5 separate regions of the Homo sapiens genome follow, and regions 2, 3, 4 and 5 are each linked to region 1. Evidence: chromatin contacts called from ENCODE Hi-C or POLR2A ChIA-PET data. All regions are on one chromosome and are shown on one strand. Each heading gives the region's core, a stretch centred on a gene start or an enhancer-like site at or near the end of the contact. The rest is flanking DNA. Distances are from core to core; before and after follow the strand shown.

Region 1 (2,819 bases), core at 232-2,731:
CATTTTACAGAAGAGGAAACTGAGGTTCAGAGAGGCTACGTGATGTCAAAAATCATAGCTGCAGGCCTGGCGCAGTGGCTCACGCCTGTAATCCAAGCACTTTGGGAGGCTGAGGGGGGCGGATCACCTGAGGTCAGGAGTTCGAGACCAGCCTGGCCAACATGGTGAAACCCCATCTCTACTAAAAATACAAAAATTAGCCAGGTGTGGTGGTGGGTTCTTATAATGCCAGCTACTCAGGAGGCTGAGGCAGGAGAATCGCTTGAGCCTGGGAAGCGGACGTTGCAGTGAGCCGAGATTGCACTACTGCACTCTAGCCTGGGCAACAAGAGCGAAATACCATCTTAAAAAAAGAATCATAGCAGACGTTAGGATCAGAACCGATCTACAGGAATGCAGAAGTTTCTTCACCCCTAGAACTTTGCTCTTTTATGCATACTCAGTATTTCTCAAGGTATGCTCCACAAGACACAAGTGCCTAGAACATAGGTGCTTTGTGGAAAGGAAAAGACAAAATGTCATGGTCGTCATGGTCAGATAAGTTTTGGAAGTGCTGGATCAGACAAATTTAAGTGGGCTTTTTCATTTGTTTGTTTGGACTGTAGAACTTATAGGACTTGTAACAAGATTTCTTTCCACAAAAGTTGGGGGAGTGGGGAATGCACAGATAGTGCCTACAGGCTTTCTCAGACTCTGACATCAGAACACTTTTTACCGCATGAAATAAATACCTGGGAGCCCCTTAGGGTCCAGCAACCTTTCACACAACGTAGCTTAGAAAATGCTGTGCCGAGCCCCTCTTTCTCAGCTATTTCATGGGCTGGAATGGCATTTGTCCACATTTTGTGGGGCTTCCTTGTCTCTCTGCAGATGCTTCTGAGCCAAGTCCAGAAGACGTGGGAAGTGGGGTCTCTTGGCACTGATGTAGCTACAGCACGAAGGTATTGTGTTTCTCCTTCCTAGGCACCCAAAGTGAGAGCAGCAGGGCGCAGCAGTGCCCAGAGCTGACTGATGGCATCAGGAAATCTAGCTCATCCCAACCACAGGCAGTTTTTAAAATTGGGGTTGTGGCTCCCCCTGCTAAAGGTATCCTCACAGGATGTCATATCAGAGCTCAGCCCCCGAGTGAGAAACAGTTATGCCTAGGGGTATGGAAGGGAAAAAGAGGAGGAAACGGGGGCTTTAATTTCCATCCCTGACTTTTTCCCGGCTGCCTTTGTAAGACTTTGGTCACCTGCTCCTAAAATGCCTCTTCAGCTGTGTTTCTACAGAGGTGTTAACTGCTTTCCTCACCGGGGACTGTGCAAAGGGAGACCTCTGTTTCTGGTTCAGCGACATTACCCACGGACCTTGTTACCAACCTTGGCGACCAGAGAACGCTGATCTCCAAAGGTCTAGACCCGGTGAAACAGCGTTCGGTGGCCACTGACCGGTTTCCAGAGTCAGAGCTCCCCCTGCTGGAATCCAAAGCACGTCGTAACCCTGTCTGGACGTATTTTATTCCACAAGACCGTGCAGCCCTGATTGAGTGAACTTTCCACCAGCCACTTTATCCTCATACACAGGCATTTTCCGAGGAGGACTTGAGCCGACATCAGTGTTTGGCCATTCGCGGTTCTCGCTTCCCCTTGGTTATTTCCCCTTCGCTGAAATATATTCTAGTTTTCCCAGCCCAGATCTAATTGGACTCCTCCGGGCTGGGAATTTAGGTTTGGGAGATTTCCCAAATTAAACCATGAAGTTTATCACTAATATAATTACATTTCTCAAATACCAGACCTTTTGCATTGCTCATCTAGATGGGGGAAAGGAAGAAAGGAAAAAGTGAGGAAGGGAGGGAGAGAGGGAGGGAGGGAGGGAGGGAAGGAAGAAAGGAGGGAAGGAGGGAAGGAGGAACAGTGAGTCCTGCTTTTCTATCATGGGATAATAACATGTCTAAAAAAAGTGTTTCCCTTAATTGGGACCCAGGGGACGGAGAGTAGAAAAATACCTCCAGAAAGTCCCCCTTCGGAGTGGGGTCTAGAGCACAGATGTTGGGAATCAGGTTTCACTCTGCTCCAACAGCTCAGCCTTTCCATGCCATAAGGACCCTGCGCTGTCTGCCGAGGAAAACAACGAACAGTAAACCTTTGCTCATTTCTAGCTTCATCTTCAGAGACCGGATTCTCCAGAATTCCTGTGGCTGAGTAATTCCATGTCCCTTGATTTGGGGAATTCCTCCTAGGTAAAGCTTTAACAGACACCATTCTATTTGAAATCGCAAGTACTGTGCATCTTTTCATTTGCTAAAGGAGAAGAAGAAGGGAAAGAAGGAAGGAGTAGAACCCAGTCAGTGTGAAATGTGTATCTCTCCTGTGGGACAGCGGCAAGGTTTTCTGCTGGTTTTCTAGATCAAACGAGGACTCCTTATGAACTACTGGCACAGAATTTCGAGGCTCTTTATGACTTAGAATTAGGGAGCATGTTGGCTGTGTTTTCCTCCTCCAAAGGTGGAATGTGTGGCCATTTTGGGGCACCTTGAAAATAAAAAATGGAAAGATACCAAATGCAAAAGCCTAAATAAAGGCATACCTCCTTCAACTCAGTAAATAATTATTCAGATTTACAAAAATGAATAAATAAGGGAGCAAATCTTCATTTTACAGAAGTATGCATACACCATGAGATTCCTTTACATTCCAAGTTCCCCTGATGCATAAAACATATGACTAGATTTACAAAAACTTGATTTACACAATTTTTTAGGAAAACAACTTTGCAGAAAGATTAGGTATGATTAGATGCTAGAAGAGCTCTTCTCTCAAGGGAAAACAAATGAG
Region 2 (2,700 bases), core at 4-2,503, 600 kb before region 1:
AGAAATAGAGTGGGTGTCCTGAGCCAGTCTCATTCATTCATTTGACAAAACTTTTTGAGTATCTGCTAGACCCTGTTCTAGGGTCAGGGAAATGTCAATAAAACAAATAGACAAAAATCCCTGCATTCTAGCCGGGAAAAACAGTGAGTTAAATCCATAAACATACTAGGTAAGCAGTACTATGGGGAAAAAATAAGCAAGATAGAAGATGTGAGTGTGGGGAACTGCAGGCGTCACAGTGTTTTATTTTTTAATTTCTTTTTGTAAAGATGAGGTCTTGCTTTGTTGCCAAGGCTGGTCTGGAACTCCTGACTCCAGTGATCCTTCTCAGCCTCCCAAAGTACTGAGATTACAGATGTGAGCCACCACCCTGGGCCAGGTTGCAATTTTAAATGGGGTGTTCTAAGTAGGCCTCACTGAAAAAGTGACTGAAAAGTGAGCAGCGTGGCTCTCTAGAAAAGTGTCTCATGCATAGGAGACAACTAGTGTAAAGTCCCCAGTCAGAAGGTGAACACACCTGGTATGTTTCCCAGGAACAATTTAGAGGCCAGGATGGTTGAATTGGAGTGAGAGAGGGAGAGGGTGGCTGAGCTAAATTCAGAAAGGTTACAAGGGAGCCACATCATACCCTTGGAGTCCATTGCAAGTTCATTGGCTTTTCCTGAGTGAGATGGGGAGCCACTGGAGGGTTTGAGCAGTAACATGCTCTGACTGACTTTTTTTTTTTTTTTTAGATTCAGAGCGTACCTGTGCAGGTTTGTTACATGGATATATTGTGTAATATTGTGATCTGAGCTAGTGAAACCGTCACCCAGTGAACATTGTACCCAATAGATAATTTTTCAACCCTCACCACCCCCCACCCTCCTCACTATTGGGCTCCCCAGCGTCTGTCGCTTCCAATCGTTATCTGGCTTACATTTTTGAAGTATGACTCAGGCTGCTGTAAGGGGAACAGGTGTGGAAGGAGGGAGACTGTTTAGAAGGCGAGCCGCTAAGCCGGGTGGGAGACATTGGTGGCTGGCAGTAGGCTAGTGGCAGCTGACTTGAATGTGAGAGAAAAGACTAACAGACTTGAATGTGAGAGAAAAGAGATGTCAAGGAGGATCCTCTTCAGGATAAACCTTGGAATTCTGGCTTGGAATGCTGAGCAGAAGCATCCCCAAATGATACAGCATATGGCCTGCAGGTTTCTGGCCACCATCCTACACCCAGAAGCAGAGCCAGCCTGACGGTGGAGCCAGTGCTGCATGTGGCAGGGCAGAGTGGCAGAAACTGGTCCTGAGGACAGCGGTGAGCCGCTGGATCGACACCCGAAGCCCGATCTACCTCTGCACTTTCAGTTACATCACCAAGGAGCTCCCTTGGTTATTTTCTGTTACTTGCATCCAAAAGCATGCTCACTGCTATTCTGATCCGGAGTCGCAGAAGTCTCTCAGATGCAGTTTGCCAGAGAAACTTTTGGAAAGACTTTACTCCTACATACACAGTCTTGATGGACTTGGGCAGATAATTGGGAGAATTCCCCAGGTTACCAGGCAGAGTCTCTTGCTCTCTACCTTCCCTTTCCTTCAGTCAGGAGTCTTTCTCTGTACTGGCCTGCCCAGTGTTGGAGGTGGGTGACACAGGCACTCCTGTAGCCACCACAGTTGCAACTATGCTGAGTTGCATCTGAAGCCCTGAAGACCAGCACAACATTGGGGTTCACCCAAGGGCCATGGCCAATCTGCGTGACTGCCACTGGTGTTATTCAAGGCCAAAGGCCACTTTAGTTGCCCAGGCGGGAGTGCAGTGGCACGATCTTGGCTCACTGCAACCTCTGCCTCCCAGGTTCAAGCGATTCTCTTGCCTCAGCCTCCTGAGTAGCTGGGATTACAGGTGTGTGTCACCACACAGAGCTAATTTTTGTATTTTTAGTGGAGGTGGGGTTTCACCATGTTGGCCAGGTTGATCTCGAACTCCTCACCTCAAGCGATCCACCCGCCTCAGTCTCCCAAAGTGTTGGGATTACAGGCGTGAGCCACTGTGCCTGGCTAAGACTTTTTAAAGAGCAGTTTTAGGTTCATAGAAAAATGAAGAGGAAAGTACAGATTTTCCATATATCTCCTGCCTCCACGCATGCACAGCCTCCCTTACTATCAACATCCCCTACCAGAGGGGTTGGTATCTGTTACAGCTGATAAACCTACATTGACACATCACTATCATCCAAAGTGCATAGTTTACATTAGGGCTCACTTATAGTGTTGTACATTCTAGTGGTTTGGACAAGTGTATAATTATATATACTTTGTATATTATTATGCAGTGGTGTCATACAGAGTATTTTTACTGTCCTAAAGATCCTTTGTGTCCCCACCTATTATTCCTTCTTCCCTCCAAACCCTAGCAACCACTGATCTTTTTACTCTCTTCAAGTTTTGCCTGTTCCAGAATATCATGTAGTTGGAATCATACAGCATATAGCCTTTTCAAATTGGCTTCTTTCACTTGTTAATATACTTTTAAGGTTCCTCTATGTCTTTTCATAGCTTAATAGTTCATTTCCTTTTAGTACCGAATAACATTCCGTTGTCTGGATATATACCACAACTTATTTATTCATTCACCTACTGAAGGACATCTTGGTGGCTTCTAAGTTTTGGCAATTATGAATAATGCTGCTATAAACATCTGTGCATAGGTTTTTGTGTGGACATA
Region 3 (2,700 bases), core at 10-2,509, 920 kb before region 1:
GAGGCATTCAGGTACCCCAAAGCCAGTTTCGAGCCTCCCGGGCGGGGTGGCCGAAGACCTTGACGAGGCTGGGCGTCCCCCTCCGCCTCCCGCTGTGCTTCCGCGCTGCTTCCTGCTCTGCACTACCTCCGCCGCCGCAACTGCCCAGCGCCCCTCTCTGAGAAGCCCTCTGCCTGCTGCACGCAGCCCATAGGTTCCGCTACATCTGGGATGCATTGCCCCTTAATTGTCAATCCCATTATTGTGATCAAGTGAACGTTGCTAATCTCTACATTTATTGTTTAGGTAAATAGAGGCTGCATTTAATCAATATGCAGGGCCCCAGCCCTCGCAGCGCCAAGTAACTTAAGTCAACGGTGAAGATTTCAGTGTGTGCATAATTACAGAGCTCGCGGAATCATCGGTCCAGCTCAATTCCACGTCTCTTCGCCGACCTGGGGGAGGCGGAGGAGGGAATGGGAGGAATCTCCATCCTCCAAGGGGTCGAGGGCCAGCTCCTTCAGGGCAAGTAAATGACTTCGTGGAGGTGACACCGCGCGCCTGGCCCGCGCCCTCGGCGGAGCGCCCTGTGAGCGCGGGGGCCTGAGGCGGGACTGGGGACTGCCCCCAACTTCCGAGCGGCAGAATCTGGCGCTTGGCGCCCCGACTCTACAGCTTCTGGACCTCTCCCCTCCCAAATTTGCCTCAGGAAGGAGGGTGGTTCCGCGTTCGGCAGGTCCCCGGCAGGCGGGAAAGCGGGGGCGGGGCTCTGGAGGTGGGTTGCCCCAAGTTCGCGACACCCTGCCCCAGCACGCAGGCTCCCTCCTCTCCTCCGCAGCTGCGGGGAGCAGCAGACTTCCTTGCCCGCGGGGAACTCCCAAGAATCCCACGATTGGGCGCGCAGAGCGCGGGTTATTTGCGCTTCTTCTTAAATAGCTATTGTTTCCTAATTTAAGAGGACCTTCGCCGGGCTAGAACGTCAGGGATTCGCAGCAGGGGGTGGGCGGGTCTGGGGAGATGGGCGGTTCGCGCCGGCGAGGGGTGGTATCAGCTCCTTACAGTAGCTTGGCTCCCGGAGTGGTGTCAGAGTGAGGGCCTCTTGGTCTCGGCGGGGAAAGGGTTAGCTGAGAATCTTTCGGGGGGCGGCGGAAAGAACCCGACCCCCGCGACACCCTGGAGTGGGGCCCAAGAAGCTGATCCTCAAGTTTGAGGCGCCAACACTTCTCTTTCGGCAACTCTGTTGTCGCGAGTTTCTCTTTCTTCTGGTTCCTCTTTCTCTGCTCCATTCCCGGACAAGTCGGACGTAAACAACCAATAACTTCAGTTGTAACCAGACACCCCCCTTGCATGGAATTGTCCGGCTTTATGTAAGCAGGATTCTAAGGTCAAATCATTTGACAGTTTAGGGTGCCATTGCAACCTCCCAACTAAATTACAGCTGAAGTTTGAATATAAGGGCCCTTGGTATTTGATGGCAGCTGGCTGTTTTTAATTTTCGGAATGGAACAGTTTTCGTATAAGGTATCCCTCCCTGCTTTCTTCTTCCCTTAAGTTGAACAGCATTTGGAACAAGGGGGAAATGAAACACAAATATCGGTGCAATCCTGAAAACCTTTTTCTCTCTATTACTACATTCAGAGCCTCCCCTCTGCCCGGCCCAAGCTACTCCCAAGCCTGTAACTCTCCTCATCAGTTGGGCAGACCTCTTACCGCTGGGCTGCAAACCAGTGCTGCCTCTGCCTCTACAAGACAGATAAATACGGCGTCAGACTCTTTTTTTTTTTTTTTTGAAAAGAGTCTCACCCAGTCGCCCAGGCTGGAATGCAGTGGCGTGATCTCGGCTGACTGCGACCTCCGCCTCCCGGGTTCAAGCGATTCTCCTGCTCCAGCCTCCCTAGAAGCTGGGATTACAGGCGCCCGGCACCACGCCCGCCTAATTTTTTGTATTTTTAGTAGAGACGGGGTTTCACCATCTTGGTCAGGCTGGTCTCGAACTCCTGACCTCGTGATCCACCCACCTGGGCCTCCCAAAGCGCTGGGATTACAGACGTGAGTCACCGCGTCTGGTCCAGACTCTTTTGATTAGGAATGTCAACTTAACCTTTTCTGGATGGCAGTTGTTTTTAAGCTAGGATAAGGAAAAGAAAGGCAACAGAGCTGATAGCTAGGGCTCCTGGGTAAGCACAAGCCCTTTGGAGGTCTCAGGAGGTGGGTGTGAATTAAGGCCCACCACTTAAGGCCCACCACTTAAGGCCCTGTGACCTTGGGCGGGCCTTGAAACTTGTGTTTCCTTCTCTCTAAAATGAAGCTAATAATTTCGACTTTGAAGGATTGTTATGAAGGTTAAATAAAACTATATAGGAAAATTCCTAACAATGTGCTCCATACTTATTAATAGTTGAGCTAAAAAAGTTCTTGCCTTCCATTTTCCACTGAAATAACATTCCCAGCTAAAACTTACTGTGAAACTAAAGGCAAAGCCAACAGCCGCTATAAAACAGAATTTTAGTGTGTGTGTGGGAAGCACAGGGCCTAGTACAGAAGCAAGGTTGGATGAGGATGAATGCAATGACAGCCTGCAGCTGCCTGATTTGGAAGGAGTAAGGTTAGCTGCTCCAGTCAGCCACACATTTCATGGTCTGGCTTTCATAGTTCTCCAGGAGGGGAAGAGGAGGCCTTGTCTCTAAAAGTAATAGCTAATATTTATTGAGCGGTTATTAT
Region 4 (2,700 bases), core at 109-2,608, 580 kb before region 1:
TACATTGTACAGGTATCCCTCAGTCCTGTGCATGTTAATAAATATCTTTCCATCAGTCAACTTGTCTGGGCAGCCAAATCTGTAGAATCAGTTTTTGATTAAAGCTACCAAAAGTGGCAAAGCTTTGCTTATCTCAGCAAAGAAGGTTTTCATGCAATTTGGGACAGAGGAATAAACATTTCCGTGGTAAAAAATAAAAGTACAGGGTTTGAAGGAACAAGATTTTCTTAAGTCATCCAAGTGTGAGGCCCTGAAGGATAGGTAGCTAATACTGAGTAGAATTCAGATTGGAGTTCTCCTCCAGAACTCAGCAATTGAGTAAACAATACGTTATCTGCTCCATAAAGTGTGTAAAACAAACTCACCCTAGTGGCTCTCTTTTTAACTTTCTCTGTGATAAGGAAAAGAAATTGTATATTTATTTAAAAAGAATGAATGAATGAATGAAAGACTATTTTCATTCACATGATTATACCTGAAGGAATTTGTTTTGTTTCTTTGAATTTTAAAATATTGACACTGGGGCTGGGCATGGTGGTTCACACCTGTAATCCCGGCACTTTGGGAGGCTGAGGTCAGGAGTTTGAGATCAGCCTGGCCAACATAGTGAAACCCTATCTCTACTAAAAATACAAAAATTAGCTGGGCATGGTGGTGGGCGCCTGTAATCCCAGCTACTTGGGAGGCTGAGGCAGAAGAATTGCTTGAACCCAGGAGGCGGAGGTTGCAGTGAGCCGAGATTGTGCCACTGCACTCCAGCCTGGGCAACTGAGCAAGATTCCATCTCAAAAGAAAAAAAAAAATTGACATTGGTAACATGTAAGCCCCCCAAAGCATAGTTTCAAGTTCATGTTGTTACTAAATTTAAAATTGAGCTTAATTAAGGAAGTTTTATAGTTAAATGCTAATTGATAATGATAATTAAAATTTTACAGTGCTGTACAGTTTATAAAAAGTGTTCATATGCTTGCTTATTTAATTTTCACAAACCTAGAGAGGAAGATCAGAGAAGTTTTATTATCTCCACTTCGTGGGTAGAAAAGCCTCAGGAAAGTTAAGGAACTTGCCCCAAGCCATAAAACTGGTACCCTGAAGAAATTAAATCTAACACGAAACCCATGGTCTTGTTTAATTGCTAATGGATTCATTGGTAAGGACAGTTGAAAGCTAATGAGTGTCGGTATCTTGGATCATATGGTTTCTTATTAAAGTTTTAAATTTTGTTAGGGTTTTCTCAGATGGTAAGCAAGCTTAAGCTTCCCATGGTTTCAGTTCTCTCTGTCCCATATTCATCAGAACTGTTGGCTCAGGCAGCTGTTGTTCCTGGTCCCAATATTGAATGAGATCTAGAAAAATTCTTTCCTCTTAGCATAGTCCAGCCCAGCTGTGACAACATTGGACCCTTTCGAAATTGGCTCATCCTAGTAAACTGGGTAAACAATTACGAAAGCATATAAATGGATGAGTTGATGGAACAAAGTTTTTTAAATTCTAACTTAACTATTGCCTGGCCTATATCTGCAGCAGCTTTCAGGACACCCAACACCAGCTTCCTTGCCTTGATTTCATCCTGTTTGGGGTGATGAAGAAGATGTGATACCAAAGTACTCAAGATTTCCCATCTAACAAGAAATCAGTCCTCTCTATTGTACTCTTAAGCATGAGCTCTGTCTGATCACGCATCCTGCTGTAGTCACTTCTGTTCTTCAGCCACCTTTGGCACTTCTGTTAGACCTCACAGGGCATGTCATCTAATGTGACAGAAAAGCACTAGGCTGAGAGGAAGGAAGCAGGGGACAGACACATCTACATCTCTCTGTGTGACACTTGCAAGTCACTTTGCTTTTCTGGTCTCAGTTTCCTCATCTAGGAAGTAAGTGGGTTAAGCTGGACCCACTCATATTTTCTCAGCCTCTGTCCTAGAAGTCTCTGGGAGAAGTCAGAGATCCCTGAGGGCCAGAGCCTAACAAGCCCCTAAAGGCCGAGGCCTAAGAGCTTAAGAAGCCCCTGAGGTAGTAAGGAAAGGGGCCTCTTTAACACATAAGAGAGGATTGGGTTGGACCTGGGGCCCAGAAATGCAGAGACCCTACTTCTCCAAATACCCAAGGTGCTGAAAACAAAGTCATTTGGGGCGCAGAGATACAAATACCAGGGACAAGCAAGGTAATAACCTCCAAGAATTGAGACTTAGAGAAAATGCACAACTACCACAGGATTGACAGATGATGCCCACGTGGGACTCTTCTCTATTGGAATGTAAACTTCATTCTAATAGGTAGGACTTTTGTTCCATTTAATGATGGTTTCCACACATAGGCACTCCATACCTGCTTGTTGAATGACAAATAAATAAACTTATGATAAGCTAAATGAGCAATGTGAGATTATCTGACTTACCTAACTGCATTCACTCTAAAATCACCCTGAGTCCTAGGGCTGATCTCTGTGTAGTTGTGGTGTATTTAGAATCACTAGCTAAGCTACTATCCATGTAGCCACTAAATGGTGTAGCCTTGTACCACTTGCATTGACCCTTGCCTGTGGAATGGTTGGCCTGACATTTATGACTCTGCCCATTATCAGTTAATCAACATCTTGTGTATAATCATGCTGTAATACAATTCAGTCAGTAAGCTGAAATGGTCGCCAAGATCATATTGACCTTTGGAGACACTGATTGTACAGAACTAAGGGTGTGTT
Region 5 (2,700 bases), core at 128-2,627, 650 kb before region 1:
CTTCATCCCGTTCACTTGTGTTTCCACAGGTACTGCTTTCTGAGGGTCTGGGTGGCTCCTTGGAAAAGGGGTCTGGGTGGCTCCTTGGAAAAGGAGTCTGGTCCCCACTGTGATAGTATTAAATACAAGTCTCTGAAAACGTCTTAAAATCCCTCCCAAAATTAATGCATTGATTTAGAAGTGAGACCAAAATGTGAAGACTTCACCAGTCTAAAATAAATTCAAAACAAGTTAAATGAGCATGACCGAATAGCCAGCCATTTCTAAATTGTTCATTTCACATAGTGTAGCCTTTACAGTGGTGGCAACTATGATAACAGATCCTATGACTTAGATAAGATCAACAAATTACCAAGTGCTAATTGTTTCTGCTGGGTGTAGGTGAGGAGATAAATAGCTTGTAAATTAAACAGCAGTGCCTAAGGGTGCCATTCCTGTACTCACACGGGCTGCTCCGTGCTCTCCAGCAAATAATTTCCTCTTATCTCATAATTAAACATTTTTACCTTTAAAAACCACAATCATTAGTGAATATGTTATCCTCCTAGTGCCAAATTTAAAAGAGGAGAAAGGAGATAAGAAGCAGTAATCTAATAAACTGAATGACAATGTCATTTCATCCTTTTGCAAATCATCGAAATATAGGCTTTCTGTCTTGGGTGGTTATTGGGCCATCTATGCAGCTTTTCCATAAGCAGCTCCTGCGCCAGTGCTGAAGTGTGGCAGTCGTCAAATCCAGAGCCTGTGTGGCCTGGAGCCTGTCAGTAAGTGCTCATGTGCCGCAGCTGTTCTCTGTTGTTTAGGATCTTGCCTCAGATTCGCTTATAAATGGCATTTATAACATCAAACTTATTCAGTGCCCGTTAAGATGTTTTAGCTTTATCATGAATGTCAACCGCTCCTTTTCCAGCTTCCCATCTCAAGGGAAGACCATGAGAGCTGAATATCACTACCACATTATTTTACTCCAAGTGCAGACATACAGTGCAGTGCAGTGCAAAGAGCTGTTTTCTTTCCTTCCCTTTGTTTTCAAAGTTCAGTCTCTGAACGTCTGGTTAGAAGAGTGTTATCTGGATAATGTTTTTCACTCTGCGCTAGTTATGGTATGTCCTTGTGTTAGAAATTCTAAAGACAAAAATGTGTCCATTCCTTCTTTGTTCATCCATCCATCCTTTCATCCATGCATTTATTTCATCGTTTATTCTTCTCATGTTTATGAAGTTCTTTTGGTTCAAACCCTGTGCAGGGCGCTAGATGAAAGGCAAATGTGCGTGGGGCACATTTCTTTCTGCTGAGCTCAGAGGGAGAGGCCAAAATTGTAAATACTGATTACAGTAGAAAGCACTGTGGAGAGGCCCCACCCAGCTTGGGCCAGGCAGGAAGATTCCAATGAGGCAATGATAAAACCAAGAGGAGCAGCAGAGAACAGCGGCTTGCAGCCCCCTGGCTGAGCTAGCTTCAGAGGCAGATAAATAAGTGCCTGCCAAGTCTCGGGTATCAAGTACAGGCTTGGCCAGGGGTAGCCTGCAAAGATGAAGCCTTTGACCTGGGCTATCTCATTTTATTCTCCTGGTAACCTGTGATATAGGCTCTTCCCTAGCTACTCTGCAGTGGGGAATAAGAGAAACAGGGGAAGAAGTCCTGGCTGCCCCTGCCTATTGTGACTTTGAGAAGGAATTACCCTCCCAGGGCTTCAATTCCCTGATATGTTACATGGGGATCATAACAGTTTCTACCTCTCAGGTTTGTTGTGAAGATTACATGAATTTACACATGTGAAGCATTTAGAATAATGCATGAATTCAATAAATAGTAACTATCATTACTCATCTTACTAATTAGGCTTAGTGAGCATAATTAAGTGACCCGAATTATCCAGCTGAAAAGAGGCAGAGCTAGGGGTCAAACCCCTTCCTAACCTACAGTATTGTGTGCAGCATACCACGGGACCACACAGGATGACCACTTAATTAAGACTGATGCAACCAGGGAGGGCTTCCTGCAGGAGGTAGCATCTGAGCTGAGTTTGGAAGAAGGGCCTAGAGTTTGCCAGGGAAAGAAGTGGGAAAAGCATTTTAAGGAGACTAGCAGAACGTGTAAAGGCCTGGAGGCATGAGCAGGCCTGGTATATAGCAGGACCGTGGTATGGCCAGGGGGTGGAGGAGTTTAGATTGGACCCTGAAGGCAAAGCAGATTCTTTGTTTTGTTTTTGGTGCTAGTAATTAGTGTGTTTATTTGAAGAGTGGGAAAAAGTAAAAGAGAAACTTAAAAATACAGGTAATTTGTATTTACAATTTATTTACTGTTTTTCTTTAAATGACTTGTTCTTTTTATTTAAATTTATTTACTGATTTTCATTTTTATTTTTTAATAAATAGAGATGGGGTCTTGCTTTGTTGCCCAGGCTGATCTCCAACTCCTAGACTCAAGTGATCCTCCTGCTTCAGCCTCCCAAAGTGTTGAAATTACAGGTGCGAGCCACCACTCCTGGCGTAAATTTACTTTTGAACTATATCACAACCATAAAATGGAAAACTATAGTGCCAGATATGTTTTGGAATTCAGATTTTTTTCTGATTTAGAAAGGAGATATAGAGCATACGCCCTGCAGTAGTTAACACCCCCAGAAGCCAAAGAATCAATAAATATTTCTCAGAGAAATGTATGACTATTTACACCAAGTAGGACAGAAGCTATATA

The links. Hi-C counts contacts between places; a loop is a spot of excess contacts on that map. ChIA-PET counts read pairs that join two places held with the same protein, here RNA polymerase II (POLR2A). Pooled maps may share reads with other maps.
Region 2: a map of HepG2 shows a loop between it and region 1 (7-fold over the local background). The contact joins two enhancer-like sites. A Hi-C loop is called at or near these places in 2 of 168 maps with a recorded cell type or tissue (CD4-positive, alpha-beta T cell and HepG2) and 8 of 50 pooled maps. POLR2A ChIA-PET finds 5 or more read pairs at or near these places in 1 of 52 experiments (PC-9).
Region 3: a loop to region 1 is called in a map of naive thymus-derived CD4-positive, alpha-beta T cell, with 8 times the contacts of the local background. The contact joins the promoter of LINC01305 here to the enhancer-like site in region 1. A Hi-C loop is called at or near these places in 3 of 168 maps with a recorded cell type or tissue (esophagus muscularis mucosa, mucosa of descending colon and naive thymus-derived CD4-positive, alpha-beta T cell) and 6 of 50 pooled maps. POLR2A ChIA-PET finds 5 or more read pairs at or near these places in 1 of 52 experiments (activated B cell).
Region 4: POLR2A ChIA-PET joins it to region 1 with 10 read pairs in A673. The contact joins two enhancer-like sites. POLR2A ChIA-PET finds 5 or more read pairs at or near these places in 2 of 52 experiments (A673 and activated CD4-positive, alpha-beta T cell).
Region 5: a map of K562 shows a loop between it and region 1 (5-fold over the local background). The contact joins two enhancer-like sites. A Hi-C loop is called at or near these places in 33 of 168 maps with a recorded cell type or tissue (CD4-positive, alpha-beta T cell, CD4-positive, alpha-beta memory T cell, GM12878 and 23 more), 25 of 37 single-sample maps with no recorded cell type and 39 of 50 pooled maps.

Annotation. Positions count from the first base shown.
Region 1 is chr2:173,401,218-173,404,036 of GRCh38, reverse strand. No RefSeq gene overlaps it. Among named protein-coding and RNA genes, the nearest start is that of CDCA7, 48 kb to the right of the region's middle. RefSeq lists a silencer at 1,372-1,541. Within about 2 kb of position 1,481, at least 2 of the 41 ENCODE cell types and tissues checked have a DNase peak (open chromatin) inside an H3K27ac peak, as active enhancers do.
Region 2 is chr2:174,002,329-174,005,028 of GRCh38, reverse strand. No RefSeq gene overlaps it. Among named protein-coding and RNA genes, the nearest start is that of LINC01960, 22 kb to the left of the region's middle. Within about 2 kb of position 1,253, at least 4 of the 41 ENCODE cell types and tissues checked have a DNase peak (open chromatin) inside an H3K27ac peak, as active enhancers do.
Region 3 is chr2:174,324,586-174,327,285 of GRCh38, reverse strand. LINC01305 (long intergenic non-protein coding RNA 1305) reads right to left here and starts at 1,259. Exons shown (of 3, transcript NR_038897.1): 1 at 1-1,259. RefSeq lists enhancers at 751-870, 338-1,155.
Region 4 is chr2:173,985,695-173,988,394 of GRCh38, reverse strand. No RefSeq gene overlaps it. Among named protein-coding and RNA genes, the nearest start is that of SP3, 22 kb to the right of the region's middle. Within about 2 kb of position 1,358, at least 6 of the 41 ENCODE cell types and tissues checked have a DNase peak (open chromatin) inside an H3K27ac peak, as active enhancers do.
Region 5 is chr2:174,050,553-174,053,252 of GRCh38, reverse strand. No RefSeq gene overlaps it. Among named protein-coding and RNA genes, the nearest start is that of LINC01960, 27 kb to the right of the region's middle. RefSeq lists an enhancer at 564-1,763. Within about 2 kb of position 1,377, at least 4 of the 41 ENCODE cell types and tissues checked have a DNase peak (open chromatin) inside an H3K27ac peak, as active enhancers do.